2 separate regions of the Mus musculus genome follow, and region 1 is linked to region 2. A link is a loop called in an ENCODE intact Hi-C map of the cell type or tissue named here. Cell type or tissue: heart. All regions are shown on one strand. Links, peaks and the distances in the headings refer to the core of each region. The heading gives the core; the rest is flanking DNA. Region 1 overlaps Epsti1 (epithelial stromal interaction 1 (breast)). Region 2 overlaps Enox1 (ecto-NOX disulfide-thiol exchanger 1).

What was found. Hi-C counts contacts between places; a loop is a spot of excess contacts. Peaks named below come from ENCODE experiments on the same cell type or tissue, not always from the same donor. Only the 100,000 strongest peaks of a DNase experiment are listed, where the experiment ranks them.
Region 1: it touches region 2 in a loop (2.5-fold over the local background); 2 of 42 quality-filtered maps call a loop at or near these places.

The regions. Positions count from the first base shown.
Region 1 is chr14:77,923,759-77,932,349 of GRCm38, reverse strand. Epsti1 (epithelial stromal interaction 1 (breast)) reads right to left here. Exons shown (of 12, transcript NM_029495.2): 2 at 5,122-5,180; 3 at 3,520-3,603; 4 at 1,030-1,103; 5 at 119-202. Among named protein-coding and RNA genes, the nearest start is that of Epsti1, 24 kb to the right of the region's middle. In heart, for the core only: CTCF peaks have their summits at 4,111 (motif pointing right) and 5,411; a DNase peak (open chromatin) is centred at 4,229.
Region 2 is chr14:77,611,027-77,619,617 of GRCm38, reverse strand. It overlaps Enox1 (ecto-NOX disulfide-thiol exchanger 1), which reads right to left. Exons shown (of 19, transcript NM_172813.3): 12 at 8,225-8,331; 13 at 4,062-4,179. Among named protein-coding and RNA genes, the nearest start is that of Gm52115, 19 kb to the right of the region's middle. In heart, for the core only: no CTCF peak of the experiment used is centred there; no DNase peak of the experiment used is centred there.

The DNA of each region.
Region 1 (8,591 bases), core at 461-8,460, 310 kb before region 2:
AGCCACCTTCTCAGATTACAGCGAGGGTTGAGTGAGTAGTACTCTGGACTGTGTCTGGAGGGGAACCTGACAGCTGACCCTCAGTAAGCATCAGCCGACCTCCCCACCACCCACTTACCTTCTCCCTCTGGATTGCTTTCATTTTTTGGAACTTGGCTTCCTCAGCTTCCTTCCTGATTCGAATAGATTCATCCCTCTTGAGCTGAATTGTAGTGAGATTACAGAGGACAGGAAAAAAAAAAAAAAACCACACACACACAGTTACCATTTTTCAGTCTGAACTTCTGGAACACAAAATTATGATGAAAGGCAAATTACAGTATTGTTTGTGTTATCCCTCACCATGATTATAGGTTGTTACTTTAAGCCACTTAGATCTCAGAAAATGGCCAGGCTGCACCTCCTGTCTGAGAAATCTTAGTGTTCCTTCATGGGTATCTATCTATCTATCTATCTATCTATCTATCTATCTATCTATCTTTTATCTATCTTGCTTACTTTCTCTCTTTCTCTGTCTCTCTCTGTGTGTGTGTGTGTGTGTGTGTGTGCACGTGTGTATGTGTGTGTGTGTGTGTGTGTGTGTGTTTATCCATGCACACAGGACAAAAGAGGTAAACAATTATTCTTTATTATAAAACTCATAGGACTTATTGTAAAAACACTGGTTATCTTAAATCATTTTTGTACTACTTGCAATCACTATTTTGGGAATGAAAACATAGTAACCTTAAACTATAGTTAATATGTAACTAATAGTAACTAATAGTAAACTATAGTTAATAGTAACTAATGTGAAGGTCTGACTGCCTTTAATCAAAGGTCATGCATAGCACACATGGCTAGGGTAAGAATTCTAGATATTCTCCTCTCTACTTCTCACTGTCTAGCAATTTTCTTATTTTGAGAATTACATTTTGCAATTGATTTACAGGCTTTATATTTTGAGTCACAGTGTTATTTCATGGTCACACAGAAATGTTGGTGCCGAAACTTGTTGACGAAATGAAACTAGGAGAAATAGATTCTGACCTTTTGCTGGTATTTAGAACGCATCTGTTGCAGCTGTTGTTTCTGTCTGACTTCAGCCTCAGACTGGCTTCCACCTGGTGAAAATAAATAATAAATAAATAAATAAGTAAATAAGCCACAAAGGTAAAACAGAAATATTAAGCTGCAAGGCCAGCTGTTGAGTACTAGTTAACTAGTTAACTGCATGGGAACCCAGCAGTGTGACTTGAGTTTTTTATACACCTGGACATTGGAATATAGCCGGTCATCTTCAAAAGTTGTCTAAGAGTGGTGGTCACTTTAAAAGCTAACTGATGGGTGGGAAGATGAAACTTTGTTCTTTAAAGACACTAGGGCTTTCCATCATAAACATTAAAGTCTTCACCTAGCTTGAAACCATGCCTGAAGGACCACACTAGACATTAAGCGATTCTGTCTTGGCTAAGAATTCTGGAACATTCCTCCTGCATAAGAAAGAACCTTTCAGATTTTCGGCACAGCAGATGTACGTAATCTTTATTACCCACTCATTTCCCCCAATATTTTTAGTAGTTCTTTGAGCGTTTTGTACAGTGTGTTGATCATATTCATCTCCCTTCCCCCAACTCCTCTCAGATCCATCCCCTCTTCCCTACCTGCCCAACTGTGCATCCTGCTTATTTTTTAAATTCTTCAAGACCAATTGTGCTGCCCAAACATTCTTGTTTGTGTGGTCTTCCCCTGGAGAACAGTCAATTTATCAGTGACTACATGCTCAGAGAAAACTCTAAGTTTCCCACAAGTCTGTGGCCGATGGGTCCTCAGAAGGGTTGGGGGTGGCACAGAATTGGGTTAAAGGCTAGCCTGGCTAGTGAGACCTTCACTCTGAAAAGAAAGTGGCTGTCTCATGGATGGTTTGTCTTCCTGAGTCAGAAGAGAAGGGATACACTGCTGCTGTTGACTGCAGTTCTAACAAGGATCTCATGAAAGAATATACATCTAAAGTCATCCTGGAGGTGACCAATTCTGGCCAGTACCTAGGACTGATCGCTAGTCACTGGGATGAAACTGTCTCAAAACACAAAGAGGAAAAAAATCTCTTACTTTGGGCTGGTGAGATGGCTCAGTGGGTAAGAGCACCCGACTGCTCTTCCAGAGGTCCGGAGTTCAAATCCCAGCAACCACATGGTGGCTCACAACCATCTGTAACAAGATCTGATGCCCTCTTCTGGAGTGTCTGAAGTGTACTTACATATAATAAATAAATAAATCTTTAAAAAAAAAATCTCTTACTTTACCTCAAAACCATGTGGAAGGTGAAACACTTGAGAGGACCTATTAAAGAGAAGAGGTTTGGGGGCTAGAGATGGCTCAGCGGTTAAGAGTACTGACTGTTCTTTCAGAGATCCTGAATTCAATTCCCAGCAACCACATTGTGGCTCACAACTATCTGTAATGGGATCCAATGCCCTCTTCTGGTGTGTCTGAAGACAGGGACAGTGCACTCACATACATAAAATAAATAAATCTTTAAAAAAATGATAAAAGATTTTTTAAAAAGAAGAAGGAGGAGGAAGAGAAGAGGAGGAGGAGAAGAGGAGGAGGAGAAGAGGAGGAGGAGGAGGAGGAAGAGGAGGAGGAGGAGGAGGAGGAGGAGGAGGACGTTTAGACTATATTCCTCAAGTCTCAAATTCCTCAAGTTTATTTGGCTAAAGGTGAAATGTGTGGAGTTACATATATAGTTCTATATCTTTCATTCATTAAGAGATTTCCAAATTAGTTTCTTCCCTTGCCCACCCCCTCCACCTTTATCTCTAAGACTATTGTGGTGGTATGTGGCTTCTAACCCAAGGCATCTTTGTGGTAACTGGAACTGTGCCAAGCCTCTATGTGTTAAGCTGCAGCTGACTCTGAAGTCAAGATAGGACGTAAATGACTCCCACTGAGGGATGGGGGTATGGGTATCCCCTCTAAAGGCCTGAAACCCCACACAGGAGACCCAGACATTCCATCACCCTGGCAGCACCTGCTCTGCCAACTCAAATGTCCCCCAGCCCTAGCATGAAAACCCAGGAGACATCCATCTTTATACCCACTGCTGGGTCCCCAGCTTACTCCCATTCTATGTTCCCAATGGACTCTCCGTTCAGTTTTGTCACATTAGCATCTAACTGCCAGGATGGATATGCTGTGGTGGCTTTCCCTTGCATCCTGGAAGTGCTGTGACTGGGCATATGCAGCGCCCCAGGTAAGCTCTCTTCAGAGCTGATCATCTAAGAGGCTCTAAATTATTTGCCAATTAAGCCATCACTTTATTCCCACACAACTGTGGCAGATGCATTTGCTCCTTACATAAAACCAGAGACAGCAATCTACCTGCACATTTGAATGTTTCCTATCAGATGAATTCCGTCTCCGGCAGAAATACCATAGAGCAAGCCTTCGCATGTGAAGGAAAGCAGACCCAGCCTGTCTCAGTAGGATCTGCCAGTGACCCTGCCTACCCGCTCTGGCTTTCCATCTGCCACTCACCCAGCCGTTGTGGCACCAAGTAGACTGGTTTTGCCCTGTTCTGTTGCTTCCATCTCTCCAGGTCTGCCAGTTCTTGCTCAGCAACTAACCAGGAGAGAAATAGCAAGTTGTTGATTGTTTGAAAAGAAACCTGGTCATTGCAGCATCAAAACACACAGCAGACAGCAGATAGTGAGTTTTCCGGAATGAGACAGAAAAAAATGACCATGAAAAGCTGATACCTCCCAGCCCTCCCGGACCCCCAAGTCATGCAGGGCCCACCCCTGGCAGCTCCTAAGTGTCCTCACAGAAGGTACAAATTTGAACAACAGCTAAACTCCTACTAACACAAAGAAATATAGTTTTCCCTCCAACACTGACATTCTTAAAACCTCATGAATTATTTCGAAAGGTTTTCTATAACAAATGTGTACAAAAACTAGAATATTCATATGTCAATAAGATCCGGGTAAATATACATCCCCAAAGAATTGTGATGCCTATATTTGCTTTATTTTTAACATTTCTCAAGCTGGCTGTTATCTCTGAGGAGGGAGGCTCTGCCCTGTGCGTTGGCACCCTGCTTTGGGTCTTGGTATTCTTTATTGTCCAAATATTCAGACAGCAGGGGGCGCCTGGGAGACTTAGTTCTGTTGCTATATAACCTAATCTCCCGGTTTAGTTCCCCTTAGAAACTTGAACTCGAAGCCTGTAAGATGTTGGAACCTTGGGGTTCTGTTGGCTAAATGTCTGCAGTCCCCACAATCACTGAAGACCACTGTCATATGCTATACTGACTCACCGGACCACCCTGATTGATTCTTGTCCATGTGGTCTCTTCGGATAACTACTTTCCTGGCTGGGCCGTTATGGCCTTATTGGTTACTGAATTCCTTACCAATACCCTAAGAAGGGAGAGCACAGAATCCTGGAGCTGGAAACATGGCTGACGTGGGCAGTCACACAGTGTCCTGGTGAACCATGTGAACATTATCTCCCCTTGCAACTACAAATAGTGCGACAGTGTCAGAGGGCAGCATTTGTTAGTTCTGTGCCTCAGTTAAACCTGCTACTCATGCTCTAAGTACAAGGAGTACAGCCAAAGATTGGGGGGGGGGGGAGTGATTATACACACTGTATAAGGTAAGATTGTAGAGGGCAGATTGACAGATACAGAAGGATAAGAATACAGAGGCAGAAAAAGTCTATTAAGGAGGGATGGAACATATATTTTAAAAAAAGGTACAAATTCCCTCATAATCTTTTTGACATATAGCATGTCGTTTCAAAGGTATTCACAGCACCATTAAAATATCACCACCAACTTATTTAGTATATCAGGGACAAGATCCAAACAATAACAATAGGTGTGAAGTTGTTTAAACCCAAGAAAAATCCAAAGCTCATAGTCACTCATTACCATGAGCTCTGTTACTAATGTAGAGAAACGAATTTAGAAGTGCTAACAATAGAATAATTTTTACAAGTGCAATTAAAACTCTAAGTTTTTTTTAAGACCTTGGTAAGATTCTGTGAGTCTCTATAAATAAGAAAATAAAAATACTTTAAAAAATTATAAAGAGGAGAAGCATTCTGAGTGTCGGGTGAAAGTGCGTGCCATACTTCTCTGTATCTTCTGCCTTCTGCTCTCGTTTGGTGCTATCAGGGTGTATGTGCCTGCGCTGGAAAGAAGGGAAAACAGTGGTTATCATCATGACAGCTTCCTAAGGAATCTAAACCACCAGACCATCTTCCTTCTGATACCATTAGAAGACAGCCTTTAAGACCTTGCTCTGTTCTCTGCTACCTTCCAATCTAGTTGAAAGACACAAAGCAATGGGCCAGAGGACTAGTTCCTGCTGGTCTCCATCACCACTGGTTTGGGGGAGACTGCCCTTGTAGGGCGTCTCTCCTCTAGGTGGTGCTTGTGAGTCAATCCCAGTAAGGCTCATTTTCTCTTGTAGGCCCACCTTAGGAGAAAAAGAAACCCTGGGGCATCTGGTGTGTTTTCTGTTCATACAAACAAGAGTCCAAGTTATTCGCCATGCAGCCACGTCTTCTTTGTGACCCATATGACTAGCCTACTAGTCTTATAAGCCTTGATTCCCTCCCCTATATCCTGGGGACACAGGCTGAACATTATTTAAATCAGGAGCCCAGGGAAGTGAACATGGGAATCAAGGAAGAATTTCTTTCTGTCAGTTTTATCTTTGTTCTTTCTTTAGCAGGTGCAGTCCAAACATATGTGTGTATACTTGTGTGCACTTGTCTGTGTGTGAGTGTGTAAGGAGCTGAGGTCGACACTGTGCACCTTCTGTTTCTGGACACATTATTATTATTATCATTATTATTGAGATGGGATGTCTCTCTGAAGCTGGAGTCCTATTTTGACTAGACTGGCTGACCAGAGGGCCCCCATCTTTGCTCCTTCCACATCCCTCTCTTGCATCTCTGGGGTTAGAGACATACCAGTCCATACTGGACTTTTTCCCTGGCTGCTGGGACTCCAAAGTCAGGTTTTCATGTGTGCACAGCAAGCACCTTGCCCACTGAGCCATCTCCCCAGACCCTTTTTGGTAAGCAAAAATATTCCACACTTAGATACCAGGAATACTGAGCTACCTAAAACACAGTGAACCTTTAAGGGCAGAGGTGGACTTCTTTGGTATGTATTCCAGATCTATGGCGTGGTACCTGGCTCACAGTGGCTGCCTGATAAAGTACACTGTCATAGATCCCAGCTGTGAGCCTGTGCTGGAATGGCTCTTTTTTTGAGCCAATGCACGTGGTTCCACCAGAGCACGGATACTTCGTAAAGCAAAAATATAGTACAGCAGTAGACTGCAGCATACATACGGGTACAGTTTGGGAGAAAATGCTGTGGATAAATGTAACCAGCTTGTAAATATATGGTTAAAAGAAAAACCCTAGATACTCTTAGAAGTCTCTCCTCCACCTGGGAAGTCACCATTTCTAAGGGCAAATTAGCAAAGACAGAACAGTCGAGGCCAAAAGTGCTGATTAACCGAAGCCATTTTTCCTTATCTCATTATTTTCCGTGCTGTGAGCCTTCAGCCAGTGAGCTTCATCCTGGACTTTAATTTTAGACTTGTAATGTGAGGTGTGCGACCACCTTTGCATGCAAATGGGGCTGCTGGGTACCCAATTACCTAATATGTATCAGCAGATGGTGCATGGGTAGCCTAGCTCGCATACAACGTTATGAATACGGAATTAGGAGGCCGCCACTGGAAATTAATCCCTTATCTGTTGCATGGTCTTTGATCACCCTGAGAAAGACTGTTTCACTCCTCCACTGCCACTACTTTATAGGCGCTGGGGGTGCTGCAATCCTGTGAGTAGTATCTGGGTACTTCAACAGGATGCAATGGTGAGCCATTCTACGGAGCCCTAAAGCTGAAACGCGAGGCACTGGATTTAAAGGCCAACTGTGAAATTGCTGCGCCATTCTCAGTGCTGAGGCTGTGATGCGGAGTCTAGGCCGGGGATTTGCCAACGCTGCACATCAGCAACTTTTAACCTTTACCGTGCATGGGAATCACCTGGAGGGCTCGTTGGCAGGCTTGTTAAAGGGCAGAGTTTCTGATTCAGTGACTCTTGGGTGAGGCTCAATAACAGGCATTTTTTAAAAAGATCAGTTCCGGGTTGCTGTTTGCAGAGGTTAATGTTCATCGTCATCTTTGCTGGATTTAAAATCTCCTAGGAGAAACGCCTCTGGACCGTTCTGCCGGGGCTTTTCCCGGAGGGTTGACTAAAGAGGGGTGACCCACCCTGAATGTGGATGGAATAAAAAGGGGGAGGAAGAAAGTATGCAGAGAGCCAGCGATCCTCTCTCTGCTCCCCAACTGCAGACTCAGTGTGGCCGTCTGCCTCCCACCAACCCTTCCTCTTTTAGTTTTATCTCGACAGCAACCGGGAAAGTGATGAGCATAGCGCTGCCCGAGGTTCCACACTTAAAAGAACCACTCCTGTAGAATAGTTACACCTTCTGTGCTTCCGATATGGCTTGTCCCCATCCATGTTGACCCATGTTGAAGCTTAATCCCCATTGCATTGGTGTTTAGAGCGAGTAAGGCCTTTGAGAGAAGTCATTGACCATGGGGCCACTGCTCTTACAATGGACTAATGGATTAATGCCATTCTCACAGAAGTGGGTTGAGCATTACGGGACTGGATTAGGAAAGAGTATTAAGTATTGCTGGAACTCTGGGCTAGTCACCTGCTTGACCTTCTGCACATACCTGCTACCCCCTTCTGCCTCACCACCTTGCACAGCCAAAGGTGTATATGTGCTAATACCATCCTCTTGAGACTTTCTGGCCATCAAGTTTGTGAACCAAATGAATCTCTCTTTTTAAAATGCATTACCCTTCTTAGGTATCTTGTTATACCAACACGTAAGCACCAAGAAACTGTCTTGGGATATTTTTGATGAGAAGATGGCCAAGGTCATGTGTAGTGGTGTACACCATTAACCCCAGCACTTGAGAGGTAGAGGCAGCTGATCTCTGTGAATCTGAGACCAGCCTGGTCTATATAATGAGTTCCAGACCAGCCGGGCTACATAGAGAAATGCTATCTCAAAAATAAAATATAAAGCTGGGCAGTGGTGGCGCACGCCTTTAATTCCAGCACTTGGGAGGCAGAGGCAGGCAAGTTCAAGGCCAGCCTGGTCTACAGAGTGAGTTCCAGGGAGCCAGGACTTCGCAGAGAAACCCTGTCTCAAAAAAACCTAAATAAATAAATAAATGAATAAGTAAATAAATAAAATATAAAAACAAAACAAATATACACACATATATACAAATAACAAAAACTATTTAAAGATTAATAAATTTTTGATAAATGAACCGATGTTAAGCTATATGCTAAAAACCATTAGACTAACTAAACAACAGAGCTAAGACTCAGAAGTCACGGCTTTTAACCTATAGTAATTAGCTGTAGCTGATTTTTCTTAACATAGAAAGTCTAAATTATGCCCTGTTTTACTTCAACCCTAGACCCTTTATGAATTAGTCAGTCAGCATACTTGGTACTTTTGTGCAGATGTGTCATTATACTTTGTTCCA
Region 2 (8,591 bases), core at 138-8,137:
CACATACACGTTCACACATATGTACACATACATACACACATGTATGTGCACATATACATACACACACATACATGCACATATACACATACACATGCACACATACATACACACATACGTGCACATATACACACACATGCACACATACATACATACATACATACACACATATTCACATACACACACACATACTTATATAAAGAATCCAGACTTTAAATGAGGTTCATTTAGAATCCAAAAGCATTTGTTATAAGCCGTAGAATGGTTTAAGGGTTGTCTATTAAGCAAGGATTTTTTTTTCATTTTCTGAAATTTATGTTCACTGAACGCACATGAAATATTGGTGGACGGTGATGTTCAGTTTGGACGATATTACACTTAGCTTCCTGGCTTTAAGACATACCTGTTTTGGGGGCCTAGTATATCAGTTAGCAGGGCTGCTTTATTTCTTCCACATTACACTGGAGGGCAGGGGCATCAGATGCCTTCAGCGTGCCATTGTGGTAATTACAGAGATGCCTATTCAGTCAGAGACACTGAGTTTTGCAAAGTTCTAAACATTTGGGCAAAGGGAAGCATCCTCATTGAATATGCAGCTTAACACATGCCTTTTAAATCAAATCAGAGCAGACAGTTTCAGCGCTATCTTCTTCATGGAAGAAAGTCAACCCACACCGTAAGGTCAATGAAGGGGGAGATGTGAGGGAAGGATGCACGTGAAGGTCACACTGTTTGGAGAAAGGCCGAGGGCCAGGTGCTGGGGAACGGCAGGGACAATGAGCAGAGGGAGGACTACCAGGTACTTATGTTGTACTGGCATTGTTCAGGAGAGCAAAAGCGCCATGCACCTAACCTGCTCTGGGCCTTTAACTCTGACGATTCTAATACTTGCTGGGCTCATCCACACCAAGCCATCCAGGCCCGGCTTGTCTCCCTTCCTCTCTGTACGTTGCTGCCCTGCCTGCACTGTCTACCGCAGTGAAGAAGTGGGGAGGACAGAGGCAGGAAAGGGAGGAGGGGAGGGAAAGGCAACTGGGTGTGGCCTTGAAGATTTTTGGCTTGATTTCAGCAGGAGGCAAACCAAGCCGAGAGGAGCACATTTACATCTACCAAAAGCTACCTTTGCAGGCTCCCAGGGAAAAGGCCGACCTTCCATGATGGACACTTCAGTAAGTCTGCCATGGTTTTCAATGTGTTAGCAGAATCATCTCCACTTTTGTCACTAGCTTAGCTTTGCTCGGACAGATGCCCTTCCCTCCGAAGACTGACCAAGGAGGGAGTGTGAACGGTCTGCCAAGAACTGTACTACGGTTAAAGCATGAGCAGGGAACTCTAGCCAAAGAAACGCTGTTAATCATTTTACACAGGAAAAAAAAAGTAAAAATAGAACAAAATGGTCTTTACAGCCAGAAAGGCAGAGACATTAAAATATTTTGGTTATTAAAAAACGAAACCTGAGGTATCACACAAACTTATTATTTCTAGACACAAAGTCAGTTCGCTCCATCTCACTGGACAATGCCCCTGCCTGCAGGGAGTCAGCCTGCAAGGCTGGCATGGGGAGCCTAGCCTGACCACCCTGAGGAATATGGCCTCAAAGTGTCCTGCGACCACAGGCAGGGGGTTCCCTGAAGGATGCTTTTCTGTGGGATTTCCAAGAATTTGGGGGCCAGCTACTTCCTTAAGATATTTGAAGCAAAGGGAAAACCGTTTCTGCTTAGAGGAGCTGGGTAAGCAATGGAGCTGGTAGAGGAGAGAGACTCTCCTTTTCATGTCTGTGCTTGGCAGTTCCCGTCGAGTGCATCAGCGCACTCCATTTTGGGGAAACAACTCCCATGTGGGTGACAGGCACCACACATTTGTGCCTAAAGATGAGCGATGGGAAAAGGAGTTTCCTCCAGGCAATGGGGTCTCTGTCCCTCCTCCTTTGCTCCAAGCCATCATTAGCAAGGTTGAATCCAAAGACCAGATGGGAATTCTTGCCCATCAGGCAATGCCCCTGAATACTCAAGGATGGAAAGGCAAACAGCAGCCTGCTTGTTGGCAGGATCTCCAGGGCCCAGTGGAATAAAAATGGTCAGCTGCTTTCTCTTGCCTTTAATCAGTCCCATGCTCTCTGCCCAAACCACACGCCACATCCTCTGGCCCAGCTCATTTGAAGAAACACGAAAGGACTTTGAACTGCCGGGGCCTTGGCATTTGAACTCCAGTCCTTTCATCTCTTTCCCTCGGTACGTGGCAGACAACATGCGCTGCATTTGCTCATTAATTCTGCTGACCAAGCAACATGCCTGGGGAAAGTCCTTAAAGCATAGGTTATACTTCATGCTCTTATTGGATGCCTGGTGAGTGAACAAAGAGAGGTCTGGGAATTGCTCTCCTGCAGACCTCTGGGGAGAACTGCTGGTCCCCTAGGAGGGCACAGGTCCTTGCCACCTTCATGGCCACAGGACATCCGTCCTGTGGATGTATGGTTGCTGCTGTGGCTTGCCTGATTTCTTCAGTGAGCCTACTGTTTACTCATTCTTATGCTAACTTATCCCAAACAAACTGTGATGTTATATGCATTTCTCTCTAGGAAAACTGACAGGTCATCTAAAAAGAAATTTTACATACACAGAAAAAAAAAAAAAGAAAGAAAAGAGGCCCAGGTTCAATTCTAATTTCAGGTTGAGTCAATTCTTGTACACCTAATATAAGGATATTAAGAACCCAACTTTCACCTTCAAAAAGGATACAACTATTTTAAAGAGAAACGTTTTATATCAAGATCACATGGAACCCAGAAAAATCACACAAATATGCCTTCTTTTCATATATGAAGTCTTACAGAAGTGCCAGTGAGGACAGAAACTAGCCTCCATCTAGGGAGAGGCATAAATGCTGGGATTGTGTTCTGACAATAGGTACAGCATTGGAGTACAATGTCTGACTCCATGCTAAGCTTCTAAACAATTTCAAGGATGGAATTTAGAAGGAAAGTTGGGATTTTTAGGGCAATGGCTCTCCAGTGTCAGAAAGTGTCAAGTGGGCTGTCCCCAAAGGGCTCTGATAACAGACTGCCGGGTCTCATCTCCCTGTCCTACAAGTCTCTGTCTCGGTGGGTCCTGATATTGTCAGGAGAGAGACCGATGTCTGTCACCACTGCTTTGGGGGACATTTAACATTGCACAGATAACCATTGATTGCCCATTTGCTGTTCTGACATACATCTGATTTTGTCTGAGGTTCAGGTCCCATGTGCTCCAGGCTCATGAACTACTACTAAAGAAATCACTTACTATTACCCAGAACCGCTGACATCCCTTACCCTGCGCTGTCTCTAGGGAAAAACTCATCACGTTGGGCTGGTGAGTGGTCACACTTTGTGTTTAGTCATGCATAAAGTAGCAGTGGTGGTGACAGTGGTGGTGGTGACAGTGGTGGTGGTGACAGTGGGTCTTCCTGAGTCCATTCGACAATATCCCTTCCGTCATACAAGCTATCTTTCCTTGGTGCTTCCAGTCTGACTGAGACACTAAACACTGAGAGAGAACTTACATGTCAATCTAGGAGACAAAGCCCACAAGGCAGGCTTCCTTATTTTAAGGAGTAGATGTCCCTCACTTGGTACCGAGTACGGCTCCCATCTAGATGAGAGGTTAGGTGAATTTTACTGGGGGAAAATATTTAATTTTCCAGCATGCTGGAAGGTTAGAAAGCTTCTTTGTGGATTAAACAACTCCTGAGGAGGAGGTACATGGACCGAAACCAAATTCCATCTGTAATTCAGCATCAGCCGTGGCTGTCACACTCTGGAAAGGGGGTTTTATGGGAACAGGCAAATATCCCTGCATAATGGCCTCCGATCTGCATATGGAGAAACAACTGGAGCAATTTAAATCACTGTGTTCCCAAGGAGGAGTTTAACGTTCTATTAATAAAATGTAGTCACTCAAAAGATGAAAGTTTAGTGTAACTCAAATAAAAGTGAATTATGTGGCCATTTCCCCGCACTTATTCCCCGTTTAAGATTCGGTGCTGGTGTTGATACCTCTTGGGGACTGGGCAGTCCCTAGCATTACCTGATTCATCGACTCTCATTTTTTTAGTCGGGCTGTCACAGTTCTCATCATCAGACATTTCCATCTCCTCCTCACGGCGGATGCCCATGAGCTGCTCGCTTTGAGCGTTCCGGAGCTCCTGAAAGCACAGGACACGCGGACATCAGAAACACGCCTGCTCCTCGTTGTGCCGTCTCCCCACGGTCTCTTGTTGGTTGTGACTCATACGTCAGCATGTAGAGTCCAGAGCTTCCACCCAAGACCACCTCCCAAGATCTAGAACACTGCCGTGAGGGGGATGGGTCTTGGGAGAAATCCTTGCTCACTGAGGACTGTAAATGTTCTTCGGTAAGTTAGTTAAGCTCACTGTAGCCTCAGTTTCCTGATTTATAAAAAGGGGATAATAACATCTGCCTCTGGCAGGGCTGCAGAGAGGTTATGGAGAAATAGCTGTTACACAGTGGGCACATAGAAGGGACATCAACTGCTAGTAACTATGTGAGAGGTGGTGTTTGAAGGAGGCCAATTTCAGCACTGGTCCTATTGTAACTTAAGAACACTACTATAGACCTATTTGCTCAAATTGCTTCCTGGAACACTGTGCTACTAATGTTTTGGGGAATGAGATGAATTAACACATGTAAGACTCGAGGGTATATATGTGTATATGTGTGGCATGCATATGTGTGAGTGTGAGTGTATGTGTGTGTGTGTGTGTGTGTGTCCAGAGACTGAGATTGTGTCTTCCTCTATTCTCCACCTTAAATTTGTGAACCAGGGTCTCTCACTGAACTTGGAGCTCACTGGATACAATATAGCCATAAAGTCCTAAAAACCTGTGTTCACTTCTCCAGGTCTGGATCACAAGTGCATAACAATTTTAAAAATTTTTTTATTTATTATTATTTATTACGTATACTAGGGATCTGCACTTATAGCCTCATATTTGCTTACAGACTGAGCCATTTCTCAGGCCCTGCATGTGAAAGGCTCTTGCTCTCATGCTAGATACTATGTTGAGCTGCTGTGCATGAGCCTGTATATGGTTTATCTAAACCCTCAGGCCATTCATATATCCATGAATAAACTTCAAAAGATGTTCAATCAATAACTATAGAGAGACCTTCTCTTTCATAGCCCATTCTCACAGGGCTGTAGTACTGCAGGAGGGATGGTTTACACATGATGCTTATGACCACAGATCTGAGGGCCTGCCATGTCCAGTGACTATAATCAAGTCAGAAAATTTCAATTGAGTTTCTGTCTACTTGTCCATAAAGGGGGATATTAAGACAAGAATGTTTGGTTGCAATAGTCCATCAGAAAACCCACTGGAGAGGAACAGGATCCTACATAAAATCCTTACTAATGTTCCTGGAAGCACAACATTGCCATTGTTTACATTTACAATCGGCTCTATCATTGTTTTATGCCCGGCTATATATTATTGAATTGCGAAGCCTTAGACATTCTGTTCTCTAGCATGTGCCGTTCTCAAAAAGACCTAGAACAGAGAAAGACCTCAACGGTTCTCTTTTCTTTTCTTTCCTTTTCTTTTCTTTTCTTTTCTCTTTTTTTCTTTTTTCTTTTCTCGTCTTTTCTTTTAAGGCCTCTAATTAAAAACCCAATGCTTATGATAAAAGTCACAGGATTCTACCAGTTCATTAGGGCATGGTTACTGCCCATTCAGCAGATGTGCACTTGTGGCCCTGGCTTGGGACATCTTTCCTTAGCTCACAGACTTAAACCATGGCAGGATGCGAAGGACATCCTCATTGTTACTAAGATCCCAATGGACATCTCTGCACCCAGGAAAATTGGCCTTGTGGAGTACAGGGAAACAAGAGGGCAGACAGCCATAGGACAGCCCCGGGTCAAGAAACAACACCTCCCTTTGTGACCACACCACCTAGAAGAAAGGGTGTGGGGCTGCTTAAGTCTCAGGCTTTGGCGGTGGATATCATGTGTGATTAGCGGGGAATTTTCTGGGGGTTGTACAGCTAATTTTTCTCTTGATAAAGAGCCCAATTCCCAAAGAGGTGGCTGGAAAACATCCAAACAAGGAAAAACCAGGTGGAAAGAATAAACAAGGCTGAAAGGGTGGTTACTTGGTTCCGCAATTAAGGACAAACTGTCATATGACAGTTGTTTTGTGTGGAAGGTCCAGAAAGGGAAAGTACTGGAGGGAGGGGAATCTGAGGTGTTTCCACAGGGTGCCCGAGGTTCATCAGTAAATCACTAGCACACTCTAATAAATCTGTAGAGGTGTTGCAGATAATTAACAGATGCTGTACATGGGAATGTAGAAAAATCAAGCCAATTAGCAAGCTTAGATGCAACTGAGAAACCATCCACAATGTGAAATTACAACTGGTATTTAATCAATTAAGCAACATGTAGGAGAAAAAAAAAAGGCAATTTAGAATTCTGTTTTCTAATGTTTTCCAAAAGATAAGGTGGGATGGCAGGAGGGACACTCGATCCCTCTGGAGTCTCCATCCTATCCCCCCAGGACCAAGAAAGCAAGGAGGATTCCTCAGACCCAGGCAGGAAGCCTGCCATGTTCTGCTCTAAACAGCACCAGACTCGGGATAGGGAAAGCTGGGAAATGGACTGGGATCAGGCAGGAGGCAAGGCAGAGCCCAGTGTCTGATGTCTGTTGACAGCCACGGACACCTGTGGACAGTGGCCTTTCTATCAAGTGTTTTCAGCAAACTGTGGCTTGCTGGGTGTCTGTTAAATTTTCCCTTAGTTGCATTTTATTTTATATGAATTTAAAAAGAATCCGAAGGTTTGCCATTCTAAACTCTGAATCATCATCGTTGACTTATAGTTTGTGAACTTCAATTTTGAGTTTTCATAAGGAAGCAGAGGTCTCTCCTTAGTCCCCACTCTTGACAATCAACTTCGGCTTGGATCTTATTTCAGGGTCAGGGAGAACATCAGCTTTGTTATGGAGCCCTTGAGAAACTGAAGAGAAATCCTACCTCCTCCTTACAGACCTCAAAAGTGGAAGAAGAGCTGTATATGTCGCCAGACACCTTCCTTGGCACTGGCGAGCACAACTTTAAAAAATGCCCTTAGCAACAACCGCATTAGTGTTTTCAGGACCCCATCACTCAGCATTGGCCATCATGACAGTGGCAATAAAGAATCTATTTAGTATTCATGTGGATATTACATGTAGTACCATCGGCATTCAATAGCAATTTAGCACTAGTTAATGGTCACTTAAAATGCTACCCAGATGACTGATGTCCTAGGACTTTGTGGTTCCTCAAACTCTTCATAAAAACACTAAATTTATAAGTGTCAGCCAAAACCATTACATAAATAAACCTTACCTTCTATAACTTTGTGATTTTTGAAAGAGGGGGTGTCTTTTAAAGAACTTTAAATTTTAACATGCTAGAATTGGAGAAGCATCCACGTGAGCAACATTCTTATCTTAAAAAAAAATAAAGAAGAGAAGAAGCAAAGGAAGACAGGATACTTACTTTTACATTACAGGTTCAAAGCGAACACTACAGGTGGAGTCAAAAAATAACAGCTGGATGACCAATGGCTAATGACACGGTGTGGTCTGTCGAGGTGGCAAGCAAAGTGAAGTTGTGGCCTCTGTCCTTGGTGGTAGATACTCATACATGCATTGAGGCTGTGAAATCAGCTAGCATGGACATTTGTCCCCACCATGAGATTTGCTCTGGGGAGACATGTGACAGGACCTCTTGGCTAGCCCAGTGGAGTAGGTGTGGCTAGTGACAAGAAGAAATGGAAAGGACGGCACACTTGCCATTTCAAGCCCAAAGAGACAATTGTCATCACCACAAAAATTATGGAAGAAAAACTCGGTACTCAGCGGTTAGTTTTGTAAATTGGCATTTTTTTTTTCAGTCTCATTGTAGACAGAGCATCTTGGTTTGTTTTTTGAGCGAACTCTTTACTATGAGTGAGAAAGATTCTTTCCTCCTTTGGAGAGGAAGGAAGAGGATGTTCTAAGTGTGAAGCCAGCTGCATCTCTGGACAAGAAATGAAGTGGAGCTGGATGTGGAGGGGACAATGACACGGGACGACGGTGGAAGGACCGGCCACTGTGACAACACCATTAACGGCTACAGCCACGCTATTCTCTGCCAATCCAGCTTGTGTGACGGTGGTTAGAAAGGAACAGTAAAATCACCAACCTCAGAGTGCTTTCGCCAAATGTCTATGTTCTTGCGCTGGGCTTTCGAGAAATGGTCCCAAGCTTTTTGTCTGGTAGAAGCGTTGAAAACGGCCACAATCTGCTCAACTTTGGTGAACAAGGAATTCAAACAAGACAAGTAATTTATGTTGTGATCACTCTAGGGAAGCAAAGCAAAGACACTAGGAGTCTATGGATGATGTTGCAATAGACACAACATCATCAATATCCATCCAGTTTGTGCCTTTTTAAAAAAATTTTTTCTGTACTTACATTTTAGCAAGGTTGGGGATGTCTCCCTTCAAGACTGTCTCCATAACTTTAGGTTAAAACAGATTCTATAGATGACTGGGGAAAGAGTCATGGCT